Regions from separate parts of the Mus musculus genome. Here region 2 is linked to region 1. Evidence: chromatin contacts called from ENCODE Hi-C data. All regions are on one chromosome and are shown on one strand. The core of a region is the stretch at or near the end of the contact, and the rest is flanking DNA. Distances in the headings are between cores, read along the strand shown. Region 1 has its middle 36 kb from the start of Mrps9. Region 2 holds the start of Sh2d1b2 (SH2 domain containing 1B2).

Evidence for each region. Hi-C counts contacts between places; a loop is a spot of excess contacts on that map.
Region 2: a loop to region 1 is called in a map of regulatory T cell, with 1663 times the contacts of the local background. The contact joins the promoter of Sh2d1b2 here to the enhancer-like site in region 1. A Hi-C loop is called at or near these places in 5 of 37 maps with a recorded cell type or tissue (T-helper 1 cell, T-helper 17 cell, T-helper 2 cell and 1 more).

Annotation. Positions count from the first base shown.
Region 1 is chr1:42,812,710-42,817,660 of GRCm38, forward strand. No RefSeq gene overlaps it. Among named protein-coding and RNA genes, the nearest start is that of Mrps9, 36 kb to the right of the region's middle. Within about 2 kb of position 2,466, at least 1 of the 3 ENCODE cell types and tissues checked has a DNase peak (open chromatin) inside an H3K27ac peak, as active enhancers do.
Region 2 is chr1:170,231,603-170,236,395 of GRCm38, forward strand. Sh2d1b2 (SH2 domain containing 1B2) reads left to right here and starts at 1,269. Exons shown (of 4, transcript NM_001033499.1): 1 at 1,269-1,402. The coding sequence starts at 1,269.

The sequences.
Region 1 (4,951 bases), core at 1,216-3,715:
AGCTGGAGTCCCTCACGTGTCTTTCCTCTCATCTCCATGTCATGTTCAATGCTTAACTAACTCCCTGACCATACAGTGCAAGAAACTATCGAACAGTGGAGTGCTTGTCTGATTCGCTCCCAGTTTATCATGAAGGAACAAATGTGGAGACCTGAGTTTTCCTTCCATTTCCACCACATCACATCTCTCTCTGCTGTCAGCCTTCCTACCTGGACTTCTGCAATCATCTTGCACCTGGTCATAGCAGAGTCTACCAAAGAAAAAGAACCAGTAAGATATATATACACACATTCACACATGCACACATATGCACGCACTTGCGTGCGCACACACATACTCACACACACACACACATCTGGTTTTCTTCATGTGATGGTGTTCCCAGAGGAGATTATCATTTGAATCTACGAACTGAATAATGATGATCTTTCATCCCCAATGAGTGAATGAAACAAACATCAGAATTATATACATAGGCACACGTGTGTGTGTGCGCACACACTCAAGTGAGAAGAGATAATGAGGGATTCGTTCATGTAAGTATGGAGTCTGCGAAAGGTCTTCAACAAGCTGGAGAGCAGGAGAGCTGCCTATACAGTATCAATCTAACCCTAAGGTCTAGCAGTGAGGGTGGCCAGATGGTACATATGTATATCCTGGTCTAAGTCCAAAAGCCTAAGGTTAAGCAGCTCCTGTGTCTGAAGGAGTGAACAGATATCCTTGCTCAAATCAAGACAGCACGTTCATTTTTCTACTGTCTTGTCATGACTTCAGCCACAGCTGAGTGGATGATACCCACCCACACTGGTGATAGCAGGTCTTCATCACTGGGAATATTGAGACAGACGCTAGTCTCTGGAAATGCCATCACATGCATGGTCAGGCGTGATGCACTCCAGGCTGTCTGGGCCTTCCTCATCCCAGTTAAGCTGACGCATAAATTAAACCGCTGTTCTTGTCTTCCCTATCTGCTCTCTGTACAGTGTCCAGACTGAGAAACTCAGGTAGGAACATATCCACCCCCCCCCACCATCCCCCACTTTGTAAAAGCTCTCTGAAGTTTCCCTTTCACTAAGAATAAAGTCAGAATGTTTGAACAGAGCTTAACGATCCTGCATGGTCTCATCAATGTTTGGGTGATAACTGCCTTTCGAGCAGCTCCCTCTTGTCAACTCTGTGCTAGCTGGGTATCTGCTGCCTTCTCCTGTCTCACACCTCTCAAATCTCTCTTGCATGTCTTGCACATCAAACCCCTGTTCATTCTTTAACTCTGAGGTCAAGAGTTACTTCTTCAGAAAGATACCTTTACCACACCCTACCCTCCAATCTAGACACATGAATTCAACTACCATAATCATCGTTCCAATTTTATTCTTAGTCCCTTACAATCTTAGAGCCCAGTCATAATTCATAACTCAAGGACATTTATTTAGTTGATATCTTCTTCCACCCCACCAGAAAGATAGTCAATTAGTCAATACATTCCTATTACCTAATGTAGGCCTGGCACAAATGGGATATCTAATGAAGATCTGGCATAAAAATATATTGTCAGTCACAGTTATCTTCAAGAACCACAGAAGAAATAGAGATGTAGTTCAGTAGTAAAGTGCAAGTTTAGTGTTCATGAGCCCCACCCCACCCCCCAATAACAACTCCAAAAACCACACACAACAAAAAGCATCATCATCTCCTGGTTTGTAGGAGCTCTATCAGCCAACTTTATACCTAAGAATCAACTTGTTCCTGACCTTAACACTATGCTCAATTTCTCACAACCCTGACTTCTTTTGTTCACACTTGCTGTCAGCTGCCAACATTGAAAACATGAATTTACCCTCTGCCTCAAATCAGCTCTGTACCTCAGCAGACCCTGAACTATGTAACATCCCTGCACCTCTGCATTTCAAAGTTTATTGACGCGGTCTGCCGGTGGAAGCTCTCTCATCTATCCACTCTCCATCCTTCAACATCATTGAGAGATGCTGTCCTTTGGTCTGGTGCTCCCAGTACTAGTTTGTATAAGTGAGAGGAGAACTATTTATTTAATGTTATTTTCTTTTGTTAAGGTTACTTTCAAAATCTCCGCAGTCATGGAAAACTAAAAATGAAAAACAACCCCCCTTCCTACGACACTTAAGTGCTGTATGTGATGCCACCATAGGACCTAGACTGCATTCTGGAACCAAAGAAAGCTAAAGCCCTTTGATGCTGTGTCTGGCATCTGTCAATCAATATAGCAGGTGCCTGACCACACATGAGCCGTGTAGCACGTTGTCCCACAGAGCATGCGGCACAGTGCATGACGGGAAAGGGGAAAGGCTTCCGTTCTCATGTACAGGATGAACACGGAGATTCTCCTTTTCAGCAAAGAATTCGTCTCCTTGTTAGATTCCCTAAAATATGCCAAAATGTTTTTAAATTCAGAGCTCTGTGCTTTATGTCATGAATATTTCATCCCCTATCTTCAGATATTCTCGTTAGCGTAGATGCAGGGGAGAATATTTTATACCAGATAAGGAAAGACTACATTAGCATGCACATTCACTGTCTTAGTCTGTTTGGGGCTGCTATTACAAGATAACATAAACTAGGTGATTTTTAAACAACAGCGGTGCGCTGTTTCTCAGCATTCTGGAACCTGCAACTCCAGGACCCAGATGTTGGCAGATTTGTTGCCTGGCAATGCTCACTTCCGAGTTCATAGATGATGGACTCCCTCTCCATCCTCATGAGTGAAAGAGACAGGAGAGTGCTCTGGGGACAGCTTCATAGTGGCACTAATTCTACTCACAAGGACATTGCTTTTGTGATTAATCACATCCCAAAGGCTAAAACCAAAATACGGACGATCTGGATCTTGACATGTGAGTTTTAGGGGAACATAAACATGTAGCCATAAGGAGGCAAGCACCAGACACACCCAAGACTCACGTCAGCATGATGCTTTATCCAGCCCTGTGAGCAGGCAGAGAGAGCAGGCGCTGTAAGTAGAAATACACGGAAAGACTTCATAAACTAGTGATTGTGTCATAATTAACACTTAAGTATTAACCAAAAGCAAGCAGGGATCCCTTACACAAACACTTTCTGGGCTTTACTTAGACAGATATTAACAACTCTGACGGAATGCAGCCCTGTACAGTGGTGTGAGCAAGTTCTTCCAAGACAAATCAGCCTCCGTGATTGCTGGGCTGGGTGCTGGATTCTTGTTTTGTTTTGTTTTGTTTTGTTTTGTTTTGTTTTGTTTTGTTGTGCTGTGTTGTGTTTTGAGGCATGCTTTCCCTGGCTGTCCTGGATTTCCCTCTGTAGACCTCCCAATGTAGACTAGGCTGGCCTTGAACTCAGAGATTAAAGATGTGCAGCATCGCCACCTGGTTGGGAGCTCGATTCTAAATGCAACAGTTGCAGTGACAGAATTCATCAGACCTAGAAACATAGGCCCAATATATGCAATTAAATGCCACTGTCGTATGGAAGTGTCTGGCCTAGTGACCCTGAAAATGCCCAGAAGAAAATGGCCAACTCTTAGGAGTTAGTCTTGGTTGTTTTTGTTTGTTTGTTTCATTTTTGTTTGTTTGTTTGTTTTTGTTTTAAGTTTAAATAGCCGAGAGACCTAAAACCTAAATGGGACTGTCAGACATAGAACTTCCACGAGCTCTTTTCTGTCAGTGTTTGTGATTTAATGGGATCAAGGAGTGTTTACTGCTTTGGGGCGTAGGTAAAAAACAGGTGTAAAGCTGGTCCCTGAGTAATTGGTCAAGTTAGGCACAGGGCCCACAACTTCTCACAAAAATTTCAGTGAGTGTTAGTTAGGTCTGCATTTTCCAGCTCCATGCCATTCGGGGCAAAAGGAGACTTTTCAGAACTGAGCCTGGGAGAGGCCTGCACAGTGTGTGGAGGCTGGTTAATTCCACGTTCTATAATTTAAAAGAATTTTAAAAAGATTTTATTAGAGAGGTTCTTGATTTAAAGTGGTGCTTCAGGAAGTAATCAACTGTTTTACTGTCATATTGAGATAATAGCTACTTCTCAGCCTGTATAAACTCAGATAATATCCATATTTCGGGCTACACTCGGGAGCATGGAGCGTTTGAGAACAAACGGCCTGGAAAGGGATTTTCCACCTAAAAGCCCACAAGACTCATGGATCAGGCAAGAACACACACTGACCAAGGAAATTAGACAAGTGGCAAATTATATTGATACCAGTTTATTTCTGCTCACTTGGTATGTGAGGAAGAGAACAGGAGAACAAACAGAAGAAAGCAAAAGAGACAAGGAGAGAAACTATAGGAACCATAAAGACTACCCCATCAGTGTCCAGTACACAATATATTTCCATTATTCGGGAACCTCTAGCTAATGTAGCAGTTTACTCAATTTGAAAATCCATTTAAAATACTTTTGTCATTATGCTTTCTTTACTGATGATTTAATTTTCTAACCATTTATAAAATATGTCAAAATATTGAGATCCAGAGTTTTGGCTCTTAGGATAATTACTCATTAATTGGAGCCAGACTTTCAGAATGGAGCCAGATCACCTTAGGGGAGGGGAATTGGGGCCAGGACAAACATTTTAATGTCATCACCACCACCATCACCACCACAGTTATCATTACTACCATTGCCACCGATATCACCAACCATCGCCACAAACATCACCAACATCACTATAACATCACCAATGCTATCGCTCACTGCCACCAAGTTAACACTGTTATTAATACCACCATCTCGAACACGAAGGCACCACCATCAATCACTACCACACGTACTTCCATTGCCAGCCCTGCCATTACTCTCCGGTTAAAAACTAAAGTGAAGTGACTCTTTTGCATTGTCTAAAGGTGTGGTCTACACGTCCTTGCTTAGGATAGGACATGGAGGGTTTTCTAAAGTAAGGAACCGTGTAGTCTAGAAATGATGTAAAACCCTGAGTGTGTTA
Region 2 (4,793 bases), core at 19-2,518, about 130 Mb after region 1:
TCTGAGTCTCCTGAGCATGACATCCTGCAGGGTGCTCCCTCTCTGCCCAATCTCAGTCCAACTTTTCCCACGCATTTTACTAATGGTCCACTGAGTAAAAGAAACCATTGGGCAGGAACTGGGACTGCAAGCTTCAAGTCAGCAAGGAAGGTGAGCAATTAAAAAGTTTGGCCAAAACAGTGCTCAGTTAAGAATAATTTAAAGACATTTAATGTAAGTAACTTAAAAGTTGATGCTCTTATTAAACATTTTTAAAAAGTAAAGTAATTAAAATTAAACGGTATAATTGGGGAGTCGCACCGATCAGTACAAATGATAAATCTTGTCAGGTCTGTCTGTGCTAATTAACTGTGGTTCTGAGGTTTGTTACCGGTTACCGGTAGAATTCTGTGTCTTTAAAGGTTAAAGTGCTTTGTTCTCTTCTGCTGTGATGGGCTTCCAGTCAAGCCTGCAGTCCAACTCCCAACAATGGTCAGTAGCAGCTGTAGAATGGAAGTCCAAGGATCTAGCAGTTGCTCAGTCTCACACGGGAAGCAGGCAAAGGAGAGAGAGCCTAATAAAGACTTTCTATCAGTTTAAAACCATATCCAAGTAGTCTTCTATGATGGATGCTCCCAAAACAGAGATTCATTCTTGATAGTGCTATTGGGGCTAAGAACCCATGGCTAGAGAGGTTCTTGTACTTAGGGAAGGACATAGGACTATTACTTTGTTAAATGAACATGGTATTAAACCTAAGAACTTATTACTATTGTATCCACAGAGCAGGGCATTTCTCAACCTTCATTAGGGAAGCTTACTTTTGAATAGATGGCCATTAATGCAGAGCACGATCAGAAAAAGCCCAAGCAGAAATGGATACCTAGTGCAGCAGGGTTAGTGGTATGGCCCCTAGGAAGCACACTAGTAGCCAGAAGGGGTGAAAATCTGTACGAGATATGCTGTAACCTGGCCCTAGGAAGCTTGACTTTAGTGCTGCTGCTACAGCCACAAACAGCACTGACTCAGGTAGAAGGTATACTCGCTCACTTGTGTGAATCATATTCGAACCACCTACCTCTAGGCTGAAGTGTCATGGTCACTCCATCTCCCTCCCTTCTCATTTCCTGAGTCGTGTAAAGCTCACTGACCCCACAGAGCAGCCTCATTTGTTTAGACCACAGTGGAGGAACAGACCTTCCACTCCTCTTCACTTCCCTCATCACAGCGCCTCCTTGGCCTGGGACTGATCTCAGGGTGACAGGGCGGTTTAAACATAACAACCCTCCATGGATCTGCCTTACTACCATGGCTGCCTGACCAAGCGAGAGTGTGAAGCCCTGCTCCTCAAGGGAGGTGTGGATGGCAACTTTCTGATAAGAGACAGCGAGTCTGTGCCAGGAGCCCTGTGCCTCTGTGTCTCGTGAGTATCCTCATCTTCATGCAGTTGAACCCTGATGGCAGCCATATGCTCAGGGAATTGTATCTCATTCTACTTTGGAATAGTAATGGGCCAGGCACTGCCAGGAGAGGACAGAAGGATATCCCTGCCCAGCTCTTCTGCTGGCCTTCCTCTCTCAGTTGTGCATGCCACATGAGCAGAGTCTGAGACAACAGAAGAGGGTAGACAAGGAAGGAAGGAGAGAAGGTGATGGGGAGAAAGAACGGACAGAGCAGCATCTTCTCTGCATGCCTCTTTATGTGATGTGGAGAAGGCCGGGGGCGGGGGCCGAGGGGGGGGCTTTACTATTGCATGAAAGGTTGGTTGGCTGCATTCACTTGCAGTATTTAAAATGCTAAGATTTCATATGCTTTCAGGTTGGTAAAGGGCTTTACCAAACTGCATTTCCTCATTTCTTTTTATCCTTTTTGTGCTCTCGTGAGACAAGCAGGATCCATTGTCATTTTATAGATGAAGAAATAGAGCAACACTGAATCCTTTATCATGCCTGTTATAGAAACTGAGGAAGACTTTATTCAGGGTCCTCTTGACAGGTGTAGAGATTGATGCAATGGTGACTTTGGTGGGGGAGGGGGAAAGATTGGCTTTAACTCTGAATACAATATGAATAAGTATAAATTAATGGCAAGGAGAAGGATGGGGGTCTGTACATGGAAAAGAACTAAGGGGAAACTTTAAGACAAGGGAAAGTACAGCTAAAATGACCCTGGGATTCTAGCTGAGGAAAGGCCATTTCGATCAGATTTCATCTGGGGGCAGATGAAGAAGCTGACAAGATACAAAGCTTTGGAGCTTCGAGAAAGCTGAATTTTATAAAGAAGTGTACAGGCAGGCCTAGGAGGTTTGGGAGCTTGACTGAAGTCCAGGTGAACAAAGAATCAGTGTTACTGGAGTAGAGTGCTCTTAGATTCTGGAGAAAGGTCAGAAGGCAAAAGTGGTTGTCACTACTAGTTGTGATATAGTGAGGGATCTTTGTTTCCTTACGTGTGGCCAAAGAAACTCCCTCGAGAGAGACAACATTATGTGTATCTTAGCTTTCAATCTGCAAGTGATATTCAGGTGATTGTTTATTTTTTGTTTGTGTTTTTGGTGTGTATCCATTGGTAGTATGTGCCACAGTCATGGTCTCCATGTAGTGATGTTAAGAGGTGGTAGGGTCTTCAAGAGATGGAGCCTAAGTGGAGACCATAGGTCACTGGAACTATTACCCTTGGAAGGATCTTAGGGGACACTTACTTTGTTCTTTCTAAGAGTGTCATTATCAAAGGAATTAGAATGGCCCTACTATTTCTCCATGTGGCCTTCCCCTCTCTACATTATGACAGCTGCCACCATAAGATACAGCCAAGTGGAGCCTCACCTCACCCGGGGCCATACTGGGCAGATGAGTGACAAGTGCTGGGATTCAGAACTTAAAGCTGATGAGGAGTAAGTCCCAAAGCTGGGAAGTTAGAGTGCTAAACCATTTCAGCTCTGGGTGGGAGATGGGGAGGAACTACTTATGGTGGAGTGCAGGGCAATATAAAAAGTGCAAGGGCGATCCCAGAGACAGCACACATCTTGGCCAGCATCCCAGATACAAGGTCTACTTTGAGGTGCTCTTTAATCTTTTTTTTTTTTTTTTTTTTGAGACAGGGTTTCTCTGTATAGCCCTGGCTGTCCTGGAACTCACTCTGTAGACCAGGCTGGCCTCGAACTCAGAAATCTGCCTGCCTCTGCCTCCCGAGTGCTGGGATTAAAGGCATGCGCCACCACGCCCGGCTCTTTAATCTTGATATTTATTTTTACCTTAATTGAGTTGTGTCAGCCCAGCACGTATATTCATGTAAAGCAACCATCACTTGGATTGTTTTTAAAAAAACAAAGATAAAACCAAGTCAAATGAGAAAGGTCTAAGTATTTGTTGAGCACTTTCACAGGACCAAACTCTTCATATATTATCATATGCTTTGACTTTATCACCCCAGGGCTACTGAAATATGTTCTGGGTAGTCACCTCAGAAATATGTTATACAGTGCCCAAGGGAGGAACCTGAGCCGTGACTTTTCCCTCATATCCAGAATCCTGCCATCCTCCTTGGCAGAGACAAGCCCTTTCTTTGCTGCAGTATTTGGATTTCTGAGCTGTCCCAGAGGCAATGAATAAAGAATAAGACTTTAGAGATAAATGAGAGAAGTCAGGAGTGGTGGTTCATGTTTGTAAACCTCACAGTTTGGGTTGCTAACCTAGGCTATAGAGTAAGGTTCTGTCTCAAAATTCCAAAAGGGAAGGAAGGAAGGAAGGAAGGAAGGAAGGAAGGAAGGAAGGAAGGAAGGAAGGAAGGAAGGAAGGAAGGAATATGAGAACAGGATAAGGAACCAATGAAAAGGGAGGGAAGCTTCAGAGAATGTCTACCTTGCAGCTTGAAGCGAGAGCGACCACGAGCAGGAAAGGGCATCTGAGCTAGAAAACCTCAATGTGTGAAGTGTGTGTGTAATGTGTGACTTTCTGAAAATGAGGAAATTGAAACTGGGTCTGCCTTTGCAACCTAGAGAGTCCAGACAGGATAGATGTTAGCAGGTAAAAAGGCTCCATCCCTGGGAAGAGTCCATCAAGAGAAGGCTAGACTTTCTGTAGCCACTGAGAGGCTGTAGGTACCGTATGCAATGGGAGGAATTGAGGCAATGCCTTTCTGTCACCAGAGACTCATTTGCAGCTCCCAAATTCTGAGAAGGAGTGGCAAAGAGTTCAGAAAGGAAAAACAGTAACCCGAACAATCCATATTAATTAGGACCTGTGCAGACTCCTTTTAGAAAAAACATAGGGTTGAGTGTAGTTCAGTGGTTAAGAACGCGTCTATCGTGTACAAGGCTCTGAGGTCAACCACAGCACCAAAGTTCAACTACTCCTGCTGACATAATTCCAAAATAAAGTTTAAAGTTGGCCATGGTGATTCTTGCCTGTGTTCTCAGCATGTACGAGGCTTGGATAGGAGGATGGTCATGAACTTGAGGCCAGCATGGATTACACAGTGAGTTTCAGATCAGCCTGACATATGGTGTGAGATCCTGTCATAATGGCAAGAAAAAAAAAAAGAAAGACCAAAGAGGGGGAAAAAAGGATGATAAGGAGGGTGGAATTGAGGGAGGAGGGGAAAAAAAGAAAAAAAAATGATCAAAGACACATAAAAAACAAAAGCAGAACTCATTTCCCTCTATCTTTAGTAGTTACTTATATTTAACATCGGCAAACTTCATCATGCACAAATTGTAGTTGCATATATATCAAATGGCTCTCTGCACATGATAGTTTTTAACCTGATTTTCTCTGTAGTGTGTGTGTGTGTCTGTGTCTGTGTGTGTGGTCTGTGTA